2 separate regions of the Mus musculus genome follow, and region 1 is linked to region 2. The links are chromatin contacts, found by Hi-C or POLR2A ChIA-PET in ENCODE. All regions are on one chromosome and are shown on one strand. The core of a region is the stretch at or near the end of the contact, and the rest is flanking DNA. Distances in the headings are between cores, read along the strand shown. Region 1 holds the start of Mxd4 (Max dimerization protein 4). Region 2 holds the start of Mfsd10 (major facilitator superfamily domain containing 10).

The links. A loop is a pair of places that touch in the nucleus more often than their neighbours do. ChIA-PET counts read pairs that join two places held with the same protein, here RNA polymerase II (POLR2A).
Region 1: POLR2A ChIA-PET joins it to region 2 with 18 read pairs in embryonic stem cell. The contact joins the promoter of Mxd4 here to the promoter of Mfsd10 in region 2. A Hi-C loop is called at or near these places in 1 of 37 maps with a recorded cell type or tissue (gastrocnemius). POLR2A ChIA-PET finds 5 or more read pairs at or near these places in 1 of 5 experiments (embryonic stem cell).

What each region holds. Positions count from the first base shown.
Region 1 is chr5:34,185,951-34,190,101 of GRCm38, reverse strand. Mxd4 (Max dimerization protein 4) reads left to right here and starts at 2,392. Exons shown (of 6, transcript NM_010753.2): 1 at 2,392-2,592; 2 at 2,674-2,773. The coding sequence starts at 2,529.
Region 2 is chr5:34,635,920-34,640,230 of GRCm38, reverse strand. Mfsd10 (major facilitator superfamily domain containing 10) reads left to right here and starts at 3,019. Exons shown (of 13, transcript NM_026660.3): 1 at 3,019-3,304; 2 at 3,448-3,637; 3 at 3,725-3,821; 4 at 4,107-4,210. The coding sequence starts at 3,464. It overlaps Nop14 (NOP14 nucleolar protein), which reads left to right. Exons shown (of 18, transcript NM_029278.2): 16 at 928-1,046; 17 at 1,185-1,340; 18 at 1,580-1,695. The coding sequence ends at 1,679.

The sequences.
Region 1 (4,151 bases), core at 1,143-3,642, 450 kb after region 2:
AATTTACCATTTGTGAGGGAAGATGGCACTGAGGACTTGGGCCAATGCAGTGGCAAGATGGAGGTGTCTTCCTTCTTACCACCTTGGACTCCACAGTTTCCAATTGGGAAAGTCTGGGCTCTGTCTATACAAGGCACTAGCTTTCTCTGGATGGGCCTGGCATGTCACAGTGACCTTTGATGAGGAAGGTGGTCTTGGTTGGCCAGCCTGATGCCTCCTTTCCCCAGATCTTGGGAACTTTGGGACACAGATGCACACAGGCACTGCTGGTGCCCCTGCCCCATCTGAAGGCCATGGGTGGAGAGACCCCTCTGGTCTAAAGGGGACAAACTTGCCCTTTGTACTTGCAAGCCACTTCCTGTTCTGAGCAGAGGCTTCCAGATCTCCCCTGGGAAGCCAGCTCATTCTGCAGCCTCCTTGAGCAGCAGGCTTGCTGTCCTGCCCCTGGGACTTCTCTAGAGCTGACTTTTACCTATCAGGTCACCACTACCCACTCCTCCCAGCGTTCACATGCTCTTGGAGAGGGAGAGCACTTCTGGCACAGGAAAGTGCTTTGTCTTGGATGCAGCTGGTGGGAGCTAGTGTCCCCAGTTGAGATTAAAAATTTCCAAGGCTAGGAGGCTATTCTTGTGCTCCACTTCAACACACCACAGCATCCCATCCCAGTAGGAGGAGGGAGCAGGCTGGGGAGGTCAGGCTTGCCTTAGCACTTAGAGGCAACTCACCAGCCTGCCAAAGCAAAGGTGCACCCTTCAAAATGCTGGGCCCGCATGCTAAGCTCAGGGGCCCAAAGCTCAGCATTGAGCATGGGCCTCAATGCTCCAGAAAGATGGACACCCTTCTCCTTTACAGCTCTGGACAGCCCTGGCCCTGGAGTGATTGTGGGCTTGGTCAGAGAGGCACTTCAACCAATACTAAGGAGTTCTTTCAGTGTCTATACAGGACTGTTTATGACCGCATGAGGTTCCTCTTTTGTTTTTTTCAGGGCGCCATCAGAGCACCTGTTATTCTTAATCCTGCCCCACAGGTCAGACATCTGTGGCTCACACCCAGGCTGGGAGGGAGGTGGTTCTGGTTTCCACATTCCCAGATTGTTAACAGCTCTGGGTGTGGGAGCAGTAATCTCCATCTTTCTATTTCAAGGGGACACTGCAAGTTTCCTTATCTGCATATTGGGCATATGGAGAGCCACAAGGAAGTGTGCACAATGCATCCACCTTGGTCCTAAAGTAAATTCAATGCTAATAATCTTTGTTGTTTGCTACAGTACCTTCCTTCCATTTTAAGAGCTGCTATCTAGCCACCTTATTTCCCACAGAACTCTCCAGCCTGCTATTTTGTCCTCAACCTAATAACAGAGAGAGGATCAAGGGGTGGGAGAGGATGGATACAGAGGATGGTGTTAGGGCATCTTGAGCTGTCTGTCCCCCATGCATCTATAGGCCAGCATGAGGGCCTCGGGTCATTAGGGCCAGGAGTTTGCTGAAGAGTTCACCCTCTTGTCACCATAGCCTGGCTCTTGGCACGGCTCTACCCTCAGACCAAGCACCGCAAACAGACACTCACGGATCCCTCTTGCTCAGTAGTGTCAGTAGCTCTTGGTGCCTCTCCCTTAACCCTGGTGGCCTTCCTTTTTACTCCTGATGGCTGATCCTGCCTACTTTGGGTCTGACATCTGAGAGGCTTTTAGATTCCAATGGTCTGCGTCCCTGTCTCCAAGTTTTAGCCTTCCCTGAAGCCAATATTCCTGCCAGAGACAGGTGTCCTTTGCTGTTCTTTAGCGAGATCCCAGCGCCCGCCCCTATCAGGCCCCAAGCCTGGTCCTCCACCGAGACTATGGTACCAACTGACTCCGGGCAACAGGTCGTTGCGCACGACATGCATGGGCACGACAAAGCGCCAGGGCGCGTGTCCGCAGCGCATCCTGCCTGGTGTCTCCCGAGACACGGTCCACGTCCTCCTGGCCCCCGCGTAGGCCGGGCAGCAGTCCCACCACACAGTGCTTCCTCTCGGCAACCGGTCCTGCCCGGGCGTCCTCATTGGCCCCACGCCCTGTCACTGGCCATTGGTCCGCGGACTCAATTTACATAGACCGTTCTGGCCCAATCGGCGTGCAATGCCTACTTAACATGCACGATGGCCGCCAGTCAGCGAGCACTGGGGCTGGGCCACCACGTGCTGTTGCTAAGCTTGGGCTTCTAAATTGTTACTACTGGAGCCAGCCTATCCTAGCCAAGCTTCGCATCTGTCAACATTCTCAGCTCTGCCCGAGGCGTTCGGCCAGTCCCTATTGGGCAAGGCTAGACAAGAACCCGCCCCCTAAGCCGGAGCGCCCACACCTATTGGCTGCGTCGACTGCTGCTCGACTTATGTGTCAATTTGAGGGCCTGAGGCAGAGGGTGGCGGCCCAGCGCTGGAGTCCGCGAGTCGGGCTGGTGTGCCGCCAGGCGCGGGGCGTGCGGCGAGCAGAGCCGGCAGGAGCGCGCCGGGCAGCCGCCGCCGCCGCCGTCCCGTGCGCGGGCGGCAGGATGGAGCTGAACTCTCTGCTGCTGCTGTTGGAGGCGGCCGAGTACCTGGAGCGTAGGGACCGAGGTAGCCCGCGCCCCTTTGTGCCAGGGTGGGCGGGCGGCGGGCGGGCGCAGGGGGCCGCTGACCGCACCGTCTGTCCCGCAGAGGCCGAGCACGGCTACGCCTCCGTGCTGCCCTTCGACGGCGACTTCGCAAGGAAGAAAACAAAGACGGCCGGCCTGGTGCGCAAGGCCCCGAACAACAGGTACCGCCCCCAACCCCCACCTCCCACCCCCGCGCGCTGTGCCAAGCCAGCTCGGGTCGGCCCCACCCGAGTGTCCCCGTCCTCTCTGCGTCCCCAGTACAGTCCTGCGCGCACCCGGGCGGCCGGCCTGGAGGAGGTGCCGGCCCCGCCCGCGCGTCGCCATCTTCCCGCGGCCGCGCCTCCCCGCCGCCGTAAACAGTGCCACGCGTACAGCGGCCGCGCTCGCCGAGGGCCGTTCTGGACTTTTCCAGACCGGAGAGGAGTTGTCAGTTGGTGCCGACCGCTACTCCCTAGTTTGGGCCTAATTGGGGACTCCTCCCTCCCTTGCACTTCTCGGAGCTGGCTTTGCTCTTAGACCCAGCACCTTATCCCCAGGAGCCTGGACAGAGACCTCTCTCTGGCTACTTAAGCGTCCTGCGCAGCTTATTGACAAGGAAACTCCAACCACAAGCATAGGGCTGGCTTTGTCGCGAAGAGCTGCAGGGAGCTATTTCTCTCAAAAGTTCCAGGGCTCAACTACACTGTTTGCCTTGGCCTTGTGTTTGGAGGAAGCCCTGAAGCTGAGGTTTAGGTATGGCTAGGACTGCTAAAGGTTCCACCTTCCTGGCTGCAGTGGGATCCAGGGCACACCTGACACTGTCTAGGGGCTAACTTTGGCCCAGCTACTCCTGTGTGGTCAGTCTGAGAGCTTCCTTAGCAGGCTGGGGGCTTCAGGGCCCCTTGGCAGAGGGTGCGGCTCATTCCTGTGGCCTGTCTGTTCTTGGGAAACAGAGAGGCTGGCACAAGGACCCATTTCTGTGGTGTCCTAGGCCTGGCAAAGAACAGGTTGAATTACCAACGGCCTGAGTCCCAGCCCCTGGTCTCTTGCTTTGAACAGTTTGCAGAAGGACTTAAGTGTGTTGGAGGCCTCACTGCCCCAAGCTTCCACAGTGAGATGGCCTGGACCCGGCTTCTGTCTGCCCTAAACCCCAGGTTTGGGAGCTCAGCTTCCTGTGGCATGGAGTACCCACAGCTGATAGGAATGGTAGCATTCCTGAGCTGAGGCCCTTGAATGCTTCTGCCATATACACAAGTAAGAATCTGACCCAGCCTTGTAAATGAAGCCTTATTTTGACCTCCATTTTACAACCGAGGAAGCCAAGGCATAGACAGATTCAGTTACTTGGGTAGGGCTGCTTAACCACCCTGTTCCTGGATGAGGTCCTAGCCTTCCATCTTCTTCTGGGATGGGGAGAACTGGGTGCAAGGGGCAGGGGATGCAAAGGGCCTCTCTGACTGGACTTGGGTGCACCTCCCCTGAAGCTTCCTTGGACAGAGTGTACTCCTTCAAGACCTGAAGCCTTAGGGTGGCAGACACAGCCCTCCCCTCCCCAGTCAC
Region 2 (4,311 bases), core at 1,770-4,269:
CCTGGCCCCTGCACAGAGCTTTGTGTGCTGTTTGCCCATGGTGCTGACCTTTCCTGTACACATTACACCCTCGTCTTTGTGCCACTTGAAGACAGACCCTGGCTTTCCTGATTGCTGAGTCCCCCAAGTCTGGAGCAAGCCATTCCTTGACTGTACTGAGTCACTAGCACCTCCTCAAACAATCACTGTGGACATGACTGTGGTTGTCCCTTCTTTTTAAAGGGATCCCTGGTCCTACAGATTTAGGCTGGCCAGTTAGGGTTATGGAGCTTGTAGTTTCTCAGTTCTCACATGACATTTAGATGGACCAAGACTATATACAATGGGTGCAGGGAGGCAAGCAAATTGGGATCCAGAGCACATCTGTGTGAGGGGAAGGGACAGACCAACATCAGTGAGCTGGCTTCTACAGGCTTCCCTGGAAGCCACAGCTTTAGCGAGACGTGTCTTAGCTGTGTTTGAGCAGGAATCCTGTTCTGCCTGACAGCATCATGCTGCTCTAACAGCTGCCTCCACACACTGCAGGTCACCTAGGCAGGGAAGGTGGTCTTATGTGCTTTAATCCCAATTGTGCTGATGGTGCCTTGCCAGTGTGTCCCTGCAGAAAGGCCATATGCTACTCTCTGGACACAAGCTCTTTCATTTACAGCTTTCTCTCTGGGTGTGGGGTTATTTATGCATTGGCATATGTATGGAGGTCAGAGGGCAATGCCTTTGAAATTTAGTTTCCAGAGATTGAACTCAGGCTTGGTGGCAGGAGACCTTATATGCTGAACCATCTGCTCGTCCTAATTGCATTGCTGTTCCCTATATAGAGGATGGCAATGCAGCCAAGCTGCACCTGACACGGCCCAGTGGGTGTAGAGTAGGCAGTGGCAAGTATGGCCTCTAGGAGACCTCTTAACCATGCCTTTACATGTTCCTTAGGAGCTGGCTCAAAGCATACTGTCAGCAATGGAAGGCCAGAAGCAGCACTGCCGCCCGCTGGTGTGTGAGAAGAGCAAGCCCGTCCCACTGAAGCAGTTCACCCCCCGGCTAGTCAAAGTGTGAGTGCTGGGGGACCCTGTGGAGGCCAGGACTGTCTGTAGGCTAGAGGTGGGCGATGCACCTGCTTCAGCCTGGGACAGGAGACATTGCAGTCGGCAGTCAGCTCACCTCTATAGCCTTTTTGATTCTAACTTTAGGCTTGAGTTTGGACGGAAACAAGGCAGCAGTAAAGAAGAACAGGAAAGGAAAAGACTAATCCACAAACACAAGCGGGAATTTAAAGGCGCCGTCCGAGAGATCCGAAAGGACAATCAGTTCCTGGCCAGGATGCAGCTCTCAGAAATCATGGAAAGGTGAGGAGGAACTGTGTGTACGGGACTAGGGCACCGCTGTGGTGTGACACCACACTCATAGGCCGCTGGTTTTTCTCAGCACTGGGGAGTATGGTGAGCGATATACTTGGCAGCCTTTGCAGGACTGAGGGTAGAGCCATGCATGTGTGGTTCTGAACTGTTAGTGTTCAAACTGAAGAAAGCAAAATACCTGAGAACTGATGCAAGATTAACACTTGCTTTTTTCTCTTTCTCTTTAGGGATGCAGAAAGAAAGCGTAAAGTAAAACAGCTTTTTAATAGCCTGGCCACGCAAGAAGGTGAATGGAAGGCTCTTAAGAGGAAAAAGTTCAAAAAATAAATTGTCTTGTAATGTAGCAAGGCTGTGTGGTGTGTTGTAATGAAGGGTTCTGGGGGTTCATTGTGGAGTGTGGGGTCCCATCTCCCTGCCATGCTCAGACACAGGTTGGGGATGTCTGTGAGAGCTCTGCACTGTTAGATGATAGCCACACACAGAATGACATTTAGGCAGTTGTCCATAAAACTGACAAGCTGTCATAGTGTGGGTAAGTACATTATATACGTTTTACAGTGAAGTCGCCTTCCCACACACTTATCAGATCACCTATCACACATGACAGAACAGGACTGAATCCTTACGTCCAGCCTGGCCCTTGTCACCTGCTATGGCTCTGAGGTGTGAGATCTTGTGCGAGGGTTGGTGGTGCTGAGTAGGAGTTGCGTTTTGGATGTGGTGAAGCCACTGTTGGAGCACAGAATGAATGGCTGTGGGCATCCTGCAGCTCAGAAAGTGCTGGTCAAGAACAACCCTGAAGGGAGATTGGGCTCAGCAGCTTGGCTTACAGGGGCTACATCTACCAACAGTACTCACCTTGTCACCTCTCCCTGTGATTCTTCTGGGACAGAGGCTGCATGACCCACGAGGGGCCTGGGCCTGACACACGCACCAGCTAGGCTACCATCCAGCCCCAGCTTCCTCCACGCCTGAATTAGCCACAGGGCTCTGCCGTACAATGGCTCTGTGTAGCCAACTGCAGCAAGAAGCAGGGTGGCCAAATCTGATACTGGGCATAGATTGAGCAATCTATGAGGAGGAACATGCCAAGGAAAAGTTTATAGAGCCTCCAGATACTGTCCTGTGTCGTCAGAAGGGGAACACAATCCAGCTAGAAGAGCCTATCACTCGAGTGCATCCGGTGTTGTCCTCTGGGAAAGAGTCAGTGTGGACTGTATGGCTCCAACAGGTTAACAGCACTGAAGGGATAGGACTTTAGTGGTTCATCTATCTAAAAGATGAGTCTTTGCTCCAGCTGTTCTCATACTTCAGAGTTGATTGAGGATGACTAAATCCTGAATCCTGTTCTTTCTGTCTCCACCGAGTGCTGGTACTAGAGGTGGGCATCACCATCCCCAACTCCAGCATGGTTTAGAGTAAGCTAAAGTAGGAGGGTCAGGAATTCAAGGTCAACCGTGGCTACATGAGACCCTGATTCAAAAGAAAGATATATAGGTACCAAGGAGACTGAACTGCACAGACAAGCTGTCTCTTACATACACTTAGCTCTTCAGAACTTCACCGCTTGCTTCTAATGCATCTGGAAGCCTGCAAGCCTTCTCTATACTTGGCTGCTGGGAGACTCCAAACCCAGTTCCCGCCACAGCACGGCCTCCCGGAAGAGGAGGTGCCTGTTCCGAAGCCTCCGGGGTGTGGCTGCTATCCAGGGAGGTTCCCTGTTCATCCACCCGTTTGTCCCCGCCTGGAGCTGCGGCACGTGTGCACAGGTCCCAGCTGGGTAGGTGGGAAGCAAAGGTTTCGATATCGTGTGAGGAGGCCGAAGTGGTACACGAACAGGAGCTCAGGGCGCCTACGACTCCCCAACCAGGGATTCCCGTCTTCTCCCCGTTACCCGCTTCACAACAGGGGGCGCCCTGACCACTGCGGCCCTGAGCTTACTGCTGCCCTAGGTTGGTAAGGGAGTCGGGCCTTGAAGGGTGTGCCAGGACCGCATTGGAACCACTTCCGTTTTGTCTGGCAAGAACCTGCAAATTCAGCTTTCAATTGTCAGGTAAACGGGGCCGTCATCACCACACCCTCCTTCCCCCAGCAGGGTCGGAGCTTCCACCATGGGCTGGGCAGGGGATGCGGGCTGTACGCCTCGTCCGCCTATACGGCCTCGGCCCGCGTCCGAGCGTCGCGTGATCATCGTGCTCTTCCTCGGCCTGCTACTCGACCTCCTGGCGTTCACGCTGTTGCTGCCTCTGCTGCCTGGGCTGCTGGAGAGACACGGCCGCGAACAAGTAAGCCCCTCCCCCAAGGCGGGAGCTCTCCCCATGCCTAGCCTATCACAGATTTATCCAGCTGGAGTTACTTTCCTCTTTACCCAGGACCCCCTCTATGGCTCCTGGCAGCGTGGGGTAGACTGGTTTGCTTCAGCCATCGGGATGCCAGCGGAAAAGAGGTACAACAGTGTCCTGTTCGGAGGTATGTCGCTGTGTGCCATGCTGGGGCCCACAACCTTTTTTTGGAGAGCTAGTTCTGCCTAGGCTCTTGGTCAATCATCCTCCCTGGGTTCCTGCCTCCTTTAACTGAAAGGTGTGGGTTGGTTTTGTTGTTGTTGTTGTTTGGGGGAGGGGGTTGTTTTGTTTTGTCTTTTTGTTTTTGGTTGGCTTTTTTTTTTAAACTGAGGCCACCCGAGCTTCAGTCGATGGCCTGTGAATATAGGGCTAAGTGTGGTCAACACTCTAGGACTGATCCTCTGTCTCTCAGGTCTCATCGGCTCGGCCTTCTCCCTCCTGCAGTTCTTCTCCGCACCACTCACAGGAGCTGCCTCTGATTACCTGGGGAGGCGCCCAGTGATGATGTTGTCCCTGGTAAGCCTCTGGAGCCAGCTGTCAACAGGCAGAGGGGAGAATGCAGCTGTGGGGCTCCCCTGCCAACAGTGGGCTCCCATCCCTTCTAGAGGGATCTTCTG